Linked DNA regions of Homo sapiens: region 1 is linked to region 2. Evidence: chromatin contacts called from ENCODE Hi-C or POLR2A ChIA-PET data. All regions are on one chromosome and are shown on one strand. Each heading gives the region's core, a stretch centred on a gene start or an enhancer-like site at or near the end of the contact. The rest is flanking DNA. Distances are from core to core; before and after follow the strand shown.

What was found. Hi-C counts contacts between places; a loop is a spot of excess contacts on that map. ChIA-PET counts read pairs that join two places held with the same protein, here RNA polymerase II (POLR2A). Pooled maps may share reads with other maps.
Region 1: a pooled map shows a loop between it and region 2 (5-fold over the local background). The contact joins two enhancer-like sites. A Hi-C loop is called at or near these places in 2 of 168 maps with a recorded cell type or tissue (both aorta), 14 of 37 single-sample maps with no recorded cell type and 8 of 50 pooled maps. POLR2A ChIA-PET finds 5 or more read pairs at or near these places in 7 of 52 experiments (A549, BJ, HEK293T and 4 more).

What each region holds. Positions count from the first base shown.
Region 1 is chr14:33,969,616-33,974,640 of GRCh38, reverse strand. LOC102724945 (a long non-coding RNA gene) reads left to right here. Exons shown (of 9, transcript XR_001750942.2): 8 at 862-1,056. Among named protein-coding and RNA genes, the nearest start is that of EGLN3, 21 kb to the right of the region's middle. RefSeq lists an enhancer at 1,649-1,968. Within about 2 kb of position 1,785, at least 2 of the 41 ENCODE cell types and tissues checked have a DNase peak (open chromatin) inside an H3K27ac peak, as active enhancers do.
Region 2 is chr14:34,056,535-34,061,683 of GRCh38, reverse strand. It overlaps EGLN3-AS1 (EGLN3 antisense RNA 1), which reads right to left. Exons shown (of 3, transcript NR_184209.1): 3 at 1-2,552. All of the region lies in intron 5 of LOC102724945 (a long non-coding RNA gene), which reads left to right. Among named protein-coding and RNA genes, the nearest start is that of EGLN3-AS1, 19 kb to the right of the region's middle. RefSeq lists a silencer at 1,108-1,467 and an enhancer at 1,366-1,867. Within about 2 kb of position 1,428, at least 30 of the 41 ENCODE cell types and tissues checked have a DNase peak (open chromatin) inside an H3K27ac peak, as active enhancers do.

The DNA of each region.
Region 1 (5,025 bases), core at 536-3,035, 87 kb after region 2:
CTGAGGCAGGAGAATCACTTGAACCCAGGAGGCAGAGGTTGCAGTGAGCCGAGATTGTGCCATTGCACTCCAGCCTGGGCAACGAGCAAAACTCTGTCTCAAAAAAAAAAAAAAAAAAAAAAAAAAAAAAAAAAAAAAGAAAAGAAAAGAAAAGAGAAAGAAAGTAGAAACTTTTTCAAGGGCCTAGCATAAGTCAAATCTCTACTGGCTTTTCATACTCTAAATTCAGGATTTACACAGGAAATATTCACTATGTTCTGTATTTTTTTCTTTTTGTTTGACCTTGTTCTATAATAACAATTTTGTAGTTGTTTTTTAATGTACCCATTGATAAGAAGAATATATGGTAAGCAAGGAGTAAAATGAATTAGCTGTCATGTGGAATGGATTTTCAGATTTTTTTAAAAAGCATAAAATCAACTCCTGTTCATTGCTATTTTGGGCTGCTTACCCCTCCTCCCCATTTGCTAATGTTTTCCTTTGCTTGTGTATGCAAAAAATTGTAAAACATAAACAGTGAGCAAATCATAAAATGTAGGCTTCTTTATGTTTGTATATCTAATTGTACTAAATGTGTTTGAGGCAGGACAACTCCCATCTCCCACAAAATCCAGGGTGGATTTTTAAAAAGCATTTTAGGACTTGTTTTTTTATTGGGCATCTCCCAGTTTTTAAGGTGTTTCTATGCTAGAAATCTCATGGATGTTTTCTTTATTTTCATGCCTCCTTGTACCCTCTGTATTGCAACCTGCCTTAGTGATTCCATCCATAACTGTGGCTTTAACTTATCTGTAGGGAAGGCTTCCAACTCAGTTTCCTATCCTGATTCCTCAGGGCATTCTTTACCCTCACTTTTCCTAGATCTCAACTGTTGAGAGGAAACCATACTGTCTGTCATTAGCAATTTTGCAAAAACAGCCTGTGAATGCATATTAGCATCACCTGATTACTGAGCGCCCAGAGGCTCCGTCTCTCTGTACCCGGATACAACACAGGAGGGAAATGATGTGGTTCCTGTCCTCAGAAACTCCTGGTCAAAGAAGGTTCCTGTGTCAGGTATGTGCAAGATGTGAAAGCCATAGACATAAACAGGTGTCACTGAAAATAGAAAGATATTTCCATGTAAACAGTGTATAAACTTGGCCTTTAGAGGTATCGGTGGAGCCAAGAAGAAACCGTTGGCAGTACTATCACACGAGGGAGGATAATAGAAAGAAAGAAAGTATATTTAAGACGAGAAATTGAGGGCCGGGCGCGGTGGCTCACGCCTGTAATCCCAACACTTCGGGAGGCCGAGGCAGGGGGATCACGAGGTCGGGAGATTGAGACCATCCTGGCTAACACGGTGAAACCCCGTCTCTACTAAAAATACAAAAATTTAGCTGGGCGTGGTGGCGGGCGCCTGTAGTCCCAGCTACCTCGGAGGCTGAGGCAGGAGAATGGCGTGAACCCAGGAGGTGGAGCTTAGAGTGAGCGGAGATCGCGCCACCTCACTCCAGCCTGCGCGACAGAACGAGACTCCGTCTCAAAAAAAAAAAAAAAAAAGAAGAGAAAATGAGAGAAACCATAAGGAAAGACAAATGCAGGGGCATACACACCGCAGAAAATCTCAGAATCTTGTTAAGCTTAGACTGGAGATAAATGTCAACTAGTCAAACCCCCATCTAACGCTTGAGTTCCTCTACAGTGTTTCCACCCAGCTGTGTTTTACACTTCTGCCTGAGAAGTTTCAGGGACAGGAAAGCAGCTGACAAATACCCCTGGAGCCCGCTGCACACTGGACTGTGATAATTATTGGAATGTTCGTCTAATAGTTAAATAGAACCTAAAATTGCCTTCACATCATTTTTTTTTCCCCATTGATTTTGGTTTCTCTCTGGGGCCCAAAAGCTAGCCCATGTCTGTCCCTGGCTTCCAAACCTCCCTACCTGGGCCTGGTGTGACTCGCTGCTTCCTGGTGTGCCATTGTATATTGTGTTCTCCAGGGCTTCTTTCAGTTCCCCAAAGACACCGAGCACATTCTTGCCCCAGAGCCTCCTGACTACAGCACTTGTCTCCTGCCTGTGGCATGAAATTTAGGTTTTCACTCAAATGCTACCTTTTCAGAGGAGCCTTCACTGACCACCAAAGCTAAAATAGCCCATTCCTGGAATGCTAAATTTAATGACATTTAAAAAATATATTTATGGCAAAGGCCATATAAGCCAGCTCAAAAGACCAACAAAAGACTGGGGAAAATACTTGAAACTCACATAATAGGCAAAGGACTAAATTCCCTAAAATATAAAGGATTTCTACAAATCAGTAAGAAAAAATTCAATAACCCAATAGAAAAAAAAACTGGCAAAGGATATGAACGGATCATCAAAACAATAACAACAAGAAGAACCTTACGTATGCGGCTCAGATATGTGAAAAAGTGCTCAGACTCACTGATGGTGAAAAAAAAGGAGAGAGAAATAATTTTTTTTAACTTGTCAAAGTGACAAAGATAAAACAATATTGATAATAACGTTGTATCAGCAAGGGTGTGGAAAACAGATTCCCTCATATTATACTGGTGGGACTATAACCTGGAACAATTTCTATAGAGAGTGATTTAGTAATATTTACCAAAATTAGAAATGCGCAAACCCTTTAACCCAGTGATTTCACTTCTACAATTTGCCTTTCAGATATGCTCCTAAGTATGGGAATTGATATATGTACAAAAGTACTCATGGCAACCTTGGATAGAGAATAATAGCAAGAGACTGGAAACAATATACAGATCTATCAATGGGGGTGGGCAAGTAAATTACAGTGTATTTACACAATGAAACATCACGCCATTACTAAAATGAATGATGCAGATCTGTATGTGGCCCCGGAGTGCTCTGAATGAGTTTTATGTTGACTATAGGCATTTATATTCTCTATTTTGTATTTATCTTCTCTTTAAATTTTAATTTTTAAAGTTTTTTTAAGTTTTTAACTTTTGTGGGTAAATAGTACGCAATGGAGTACTATTCAGCCATAAAGAAGAATGAGATCCTATCATTTGCAACAACATGGATGGAACTGGAAGTCATTAAGTATGTAGATGTATATATTTACAGGGTACATAAGATATTTTGATATAGTCACACAATGTATAATAATAACATCAGGGCAAATGGGGTATCCATCACCCCAAGCATTTATACTTTCTTTGTGTTACGAACAATTGTAGTCTTTTAGCTATTTTTAAATCTACAATAAGCTACTGTTGACTGCAGTCACCCTGTTGTGCTATGAAATTACTAGCTCTTGTTCATTCATCTAACTATGTTTTTGTACTCACTAACCATTCTGACTCTCCCTACCCCACTCTACTCTCTATGAGTTCAATTGTTTTTTAATTTTTTTTTTTTTTAGCTCCCACGAATAAGTGAGAACATAAAAAGTTTGTCATTCTGGGCCTGGCTTATTTCACTTAACATAAGGAGTTCCAGTTCCATACATGTTGTTGCAAATGATGGGCTCTCATTCTTTATGGCTGAATAGTACTCCATTGTGTATATGTACCACATTTGCTTTATCCATTCATCCGTTGGTGACACTTAGGTTGCTTCCAAACCTGGCTATTGTGAATAGTGCTTCAATAAATTTGGGGGTGTAGATATCCCTTCAATATACTGATTTCCTTTCTTTTGGGTATATACCTAGCAATGGGATTGCTGGAGCCTATGGTAGTTCTATTTTTAGTTTTCCGAGGAAAAATAAACTGTTTAACTAAAACTAAAAAAAAAAAACAAACGGTTCCAAACTGTTCTCCATAGAGGTTATTCTAATTTACATTCCCACCAACAGTGTACGAGGTTTCCTTTTACTCCACATCTTCACCAGCATTCATCATTGTCTACCTTTTGCATGAAAGCCATTCTAACTGGGATGAGATAATATCTCATTGTAGTTTGGATTTGCATTTCTCTGATGATCAGTGATGTTGAGCACCTTTTCGTATACCTGTTTGCCATTTGTATGTCTTCTTTTGAGAAATGTCTATTCAGATCTTTTTCCCATTTTTAAATCTGATTATTTGATTTTTCCCTATAGAGTTATTTGAGTGCCTTATATATTCTGGTTATTAATCCCTTGTCAGATGGATAGTTTGCGAATATTTTCTCCCATTCTGTGGGTTGTCTCTTTGTTTTTTTGATTGTTTCCTTTGCTGTGCAGAAGTTTTTTAACTTGGTGTAATCCCATTTGTCCAGTTTTGCTTTGTTTGCCTGTGCTTCTGGGGTATTACTTAAGAAATCTTCACTCAGTCCAATGTCTTGGAGAGTTTCAATGTTGTTTTGAATAGTTTCATAGTTTAAATTCTTAGATTTAATTATTTAATCCATCTTGATTTGATTTTGTATATGGTGAGAGATGGGGGCTAGCGTCATTCTTCAGCATATGGATATCCAGTTTTTCAGCACTGCTGACTGAAGAGACTGTCTTTTCCCTAATGTATGTTCTTGGCACCTTTGTTGAAAATGAGTTCATGGTAGATGTGTGAATTTGTTTCTGTGTTCTCTATTCTGTTCCATTGGTCTATGTGTCTGTTTTTATGCCAGTACCATGCTGTTTTGGTTACTATAGTTCTGTAATATAATTTGAAGTCAGATAATGTGATTTCAACAGTTTTGTTCTTTTTGCTTAGGATAGCTTTGGCTATTCTGGATCTTTTGTGGTTCTATATCAAGTTCAGGATTTTTTTTTTCTATTTCTGTGAAGAATGCCATTTGTATTTAGATAGGGATTGTAATGTCTAGATTGCTTTGGGTAGTATGAACATTTTAATCATATTGATTCTTCCAATCCATGAACATGAAATTTCTTCATTTCTGTGTGTCCTCTTTAATTTCTCACATCAATGTTTTGTAATTTTTATAGAAATTGTATTTATTTTCTTAAAGAGGCTCCCTAAAATTGTATCAGTTTCCGTACCCACAAAGCTTGGATACACTCCTAACCTTAACACAACTGGGAGATAGATAATCTCCTGTGAGTAACACA
Region 2 (5,149 bases), core at 179-2,678:
GGCAGCCCCTGCCTGTATCTCCTCCATTTATTCTATTAACAAGATTTATTCGGTGCCTACTGAATTCCAGTGCTCTGCTTGTATTAATGTATTTAGACCTCTGAAATGTCCTAAAAAGTAAGTCGTTTTCACCATTTTTATTTTCCAAAACAAGAAGGTGAGGACAGATGGGGGTACTCACTTGGCTAAGATCACACGGTCTGTAAATTGCAGAGCCAGCATCAGAACCTGCACAGCCTGGTTCCCAAGTCTGGGTGCTGAACCGTCATACTAAGTCTTCCTCATGTTTCACTGTCTACTTAGTTAATATCTCCCACTCATCTGTAACCCTGAGAGCAGGGACCACGGGGAGCCACTTATTTTGCGTCACTGGTGCCCAAATAGTGCCTGATCTCCATGACAGGCTCAATAACGTTCTGTCAGTCACTTTACTCATGACTGCAAGCTCCTTTCCTAATCAACGTTTCCTCTCCCCCTTCCCCATGTATCTCTTTCCCTTCATAAGCACCCACCTCGTCTCCCTCTCCACGACATTCCAACCCCTGAGCAAGGCTTTGAAAAAGTGACATAGGCACATCACAGATGTGCCGTTGGCTCTAATTTGTGAAAGAACATTTTACCGAGGGGCAAAGGAGGACTTGGAATTTTTTCCTGCCCCCAGGAGGCCCAGACTTGCAACCCTGTAGGTCTAGAACTTAAGCGGAGGTCCTGCTATGTTCACACATTTAGTAGAGAATGACTTCTAATTCCGTCATTCAGCTGTCAGGCACGTAGGCCGCTTCCTTTTATAAAGCTGGTTGTCGTAACTAAACAGGTGCAGATTTGAGGAAATGCAGACCGACTGGAATGATAAGTCCCACTGCATGTGAGATTAGGTGGATAGAGGACTCGAGTCCCACCCGCCCTTTACTGTCTTTAGTCTCCCCAGTCCGCCCTGGGCACCACCCGCCGAGGCTGGGCTCTCGCAGCTACCTCTCCATCTATCTTCATGACAGCTGCGGGGGCCGGGGGCAACTTAGTCGGGACAAACGTGAGCGAGCGAGTGTGTGGTTCAAAGAAAGGAAACGCAAGGGACAAGGAGAAGGTCGAGCTCCGGCTGAGGAAGAATCACGGGCCGGGCTCGGTCTTGCCCGTCACCCTCGCGCCCCTACTTCCGGGCGGGCAGGCACCGATGGGGACTCCGCCCAGGGAAGGCGAGCCCCACGCCCACGTGGCTTTCGAGGGGGACAACCTGGGGCGTGGGGACACTGCAGGGCACAGGGCACCCGCGAGTGGAACCACCTAGGCGCCCCCTCCCGGGGCCGGTACGTGCGGGCTGCTGGCGCTGCGCGCGGGAGCCCTCCCTCGGCCCGGGGCTGCGCTGGAACGCGCTGACTCACGCTAGCGCTACGTGAGCTGCGAGCCTGCCGGGCGGGGCTGGCTGTCCAGCCCCGGCCGCCGCCCGCCGCAGTTACCGACTACCTTCGGGGCGGCCGCGGGCGCAGGCACAGTGCGTGTGGCTCGGTGTCCGCCGCGGCGCGCCCTGGCGAGACTTCACCCCGCGCCCCGCCGCGCGCTCGCCAAGGCTGCCCGCCGGGCATTTTTGATCATTTCGATTGTCCCTCCGGCTCGAAAGCTGCAGCAGAGCTGGGATCTTGCATCCGAAGCGAGGGCACCAGCCGGTATCTGCTAGGCAGGAGCGGCCAGAGTCGCGTTAGGGCGGCCTTGGGCAGGGCGCTTCGGTTTGGCCTCTCTTTGGCTCCGGGGGAGCCTGCGGAGGCCCAGGGCCGGTCTCTGGCTCTGCACTTGATGGCCTCCTATCTAGGGGAAGGGCCAGTTAGTATCCCACCCGCTCCCTCGCCATTGTAGCTCAGTTCATCCCCAAAGACCCCGTGGAGTGGCAAGGGCAGGCATCATCCAATCCATTTGGCAGAGGACATCAAAGCTGAGGTTTAGATATTCATCTGTTGACAATGATGAGGATGTTTCATCGTAACTTTTCTATCTAGAACCTAGCTCTCAGTTTATCAGTTCTAGTGCTAACGTGGCCTGTTTTAGCGGTGTCTCCCATTCTGTGTTCTCTGGAAAGACAAGTTAAAGGGGAGAGTTTGTATTAACAGGTGTCACGTCTTCTCACTCTCGCCATATCCCTGTACCTTCTGGTAGATGTAAACGGACACAACTGTGCTTATAAAACCAATAACTCGCCAGTCTTCCTCAGGTCCATTCAAGACCATTTGAGTGGGTCCTTGGGTGCCATGGACAGAAATCTTGTGGGGACATGGATGAGGGGGGCCTCCAGCCCCTGAGGACTGTCAAGACCAGGGCCTTGGGGAAGGGCAGCCGAGCTTCACATTGTCCCCACTTAGCCACTTGTCAGGGTTGCTGTGAGGCTCCAGATGAAAATACATGGAGTTTCCTTAACTACCGTGGCCCACAGAAATGACACATGAGATTCTTTTCCTTGGTCGTAGGATACTGGGGGCGGGGTCAGTGAGAGGCACTGTCCATCTCAGAAAAATCTGTATCACTCTTGTTTGCTCATCTTGAGGAAGCCATGGAGAGCACAGTTTCTATGGAGTCAGCAGAAACAAAAATGAGATTAATTCACACGTAAATTCTGCCTTTAGATACAGAGACCTAGGTTATAGGATCTTGACTGTATACACAGTTAAGCCATTTGTAGAGTTTTCCCTATTTGGGGGTAGTTTTTGTTCTGATTTTTTTTTTCAGAGGGGATGTTTGCCAAATTCTTTCTAGATTATAAAATTAATACAAACTCTCATAAAAGTGAATACACTAAAATATAAAGAAGAAAAAAAAAATCCCGTAATACAACATTCATACACCAATAAAATGTTAGCATTTGAGGTATATTTCTTTCGAAGTATTTCATTTTGTTTTATTTTATTTTATTTTTGAGACAGGGTCTTGCTTTGTTGCCCAGGCTGGAATGCAGTGGTGTGATTACAGCTCACTGTAGCCTTGACCTCCTGGGCTCAAGTCATCCTCTCACCTCAGCCTCCAGAGTAGCTGGGACTACAGGTGCATATCATCATGCTCAGCTAACTTTTGTATTTTTTGTAGAGACAGGGTGTCTCCATGTTAGCCAGACCTGTAGCTGGGACTACAGGTGCATATCACCATGCCCAGCTCATTTTTGTATTTTTTGTAGAGACAGGGTTTCACCACGTTAGCCAGCCAGTCTCAAACTCCTGGACTCCAGCAATCTGCCTGCCTTGGCCTCCCAAAGAGCTGGGATTACAGATGTGAGCCACCATGATCAGCAACCAAGTATTTTAAAAGTTTATTTTATATAATGTCTAATATAATTGAGGCCACATTCTATGTCTTGAAAATATTATTTGCCTTGCTTAATATTATATCGTACACATTTCCCATGTCATTAAACCTTTTATAGTCAATTTATGAATGTATTATGTATTTTTTAAGCAATTCCCTTACTGTTGGAAATTTAGGTTGTCTCTGTTTTTTGGCTTAAGCAATACTCCAATGAATATATTTGTGTATAAATATTTGACCAGCTTATTATCTCCTTAACATAAGCTTCCTAAAGTGAAATTTTTAGGTTTAATAATATAAACATTTTCATGACAAGATCACATTACTTGGTGGCAATTTCCATGAAGACAGGAACTATCTCTGCCTGCTTTACTGCTGTATTACCAGTGTCCAGCATGGAGATGGTTCTTAGTGTGCATGTTTTGTTTGTTTGTTTGTTTGTTTTTTGAGACGGAGTCTCACCCTGTTGCCCAGGCTGGAGTGCAGTGGCGAGATCTCAGCTCACTTCAACCTCCGCTTCCTGCGTTCAAGAGATTTTCCTGCCTCAGCCTCCCGAGTAGCTGGGATTACAGGCTCGTACAACCATGCCTGGCCAATGTTTTTTGTATTTTTAGTAGAGATGGGATTTCACCATGTTGGCCAGGCTGGTCACAAACTCCTGATCTGAAGTGATCTGCCCGCCTGGGCCTCCCAAAGTGCTGGGATTACAGGTGTGAACCACCGTGCCCAGCCTTAATGTGCATTGTTGAATGAGTGAAGAAAACAAGGAAGAAATTTCCCTTCTTGCTTAGGAATATCAAAACTAAAGACTGTGTTTTATCCCAGCTGGTTCTAACCTGCTAAAGCTGACCATTAACTTTAAGGAACCCCCCCGGGCCCCACCCACACACAGGACCTGATTGAAAACTCTTTCCTGACCACAGACAGTGACACTTGTTTAAATGACTGACTGTCTAGAATGCTAGTTGTCAATGCTTAACTAGAATAATCATCAGGCACTTCTCTCCAGCACTTAAAAAGCAACCCCTGACATTTCCCTAACAGGGATACATTGCAAATTTCTGTTTTGGTTTGTGTTCCCTTGCCTGGTAAATTAGTAGACTCAGCTGTGATGAAACAACAACAACGACAACAAACCTCTAGGCTTATTCTTTGACAAATGAATATTGCCAAAATGAAATACATAAAAGTTGTAGCAATCTACAGTTCTACCATCAGTTTATATCTCACTGCTTTTTTGGTGCAATGTGTCTTGACCTTTGTTATTTAATGGATTAAAATGTGGGATAATTTTTTGCCTATTAAATTAGGTAGACTGACCTTTTCTTTTTTGAGACAGAGTTCTACTCTCGTTGCCCAGGCTGGAGTGCGATGGTACAATCTCGGCTCACCACAATCTCTGCCCCCTGGGTTCAAGTGATTCTCCTGCCTCAGCCTCCCAAATAGCTGGGATTACAGGCACACACCACCACACTCAGCTAATTTTGTATTTTCAGTAGAGATGGGGTTTCTCCATGTTGGTCAGGCTGGTCTCAAACTCGCGACCTCAGGTGATCCGCCCACCTCGGCCTCCCAAAGTGCTGAGATTACAGGAGTGAGCCACTGCGCCCAGCTGACTGAACTTTTAAATACAAATGTGATGATTTACATTTTTTCTTATCTATTGAGATCTTAGCGATTTTCTTATTAGTCTGTATGACCCTTTTATACACTAAGAATATTGCAGAGTAAATTCTTCATAATACTTTTAAAGTGAATCCCTGCCAGGAAGATCTTCCTGCAACACATAATTTTGATGTATTAAATTTTTGAAGCAATTGTGCATTTAAATTACTGCTGGAGGTGTTCTAAGATGGAAGGGGTAGTT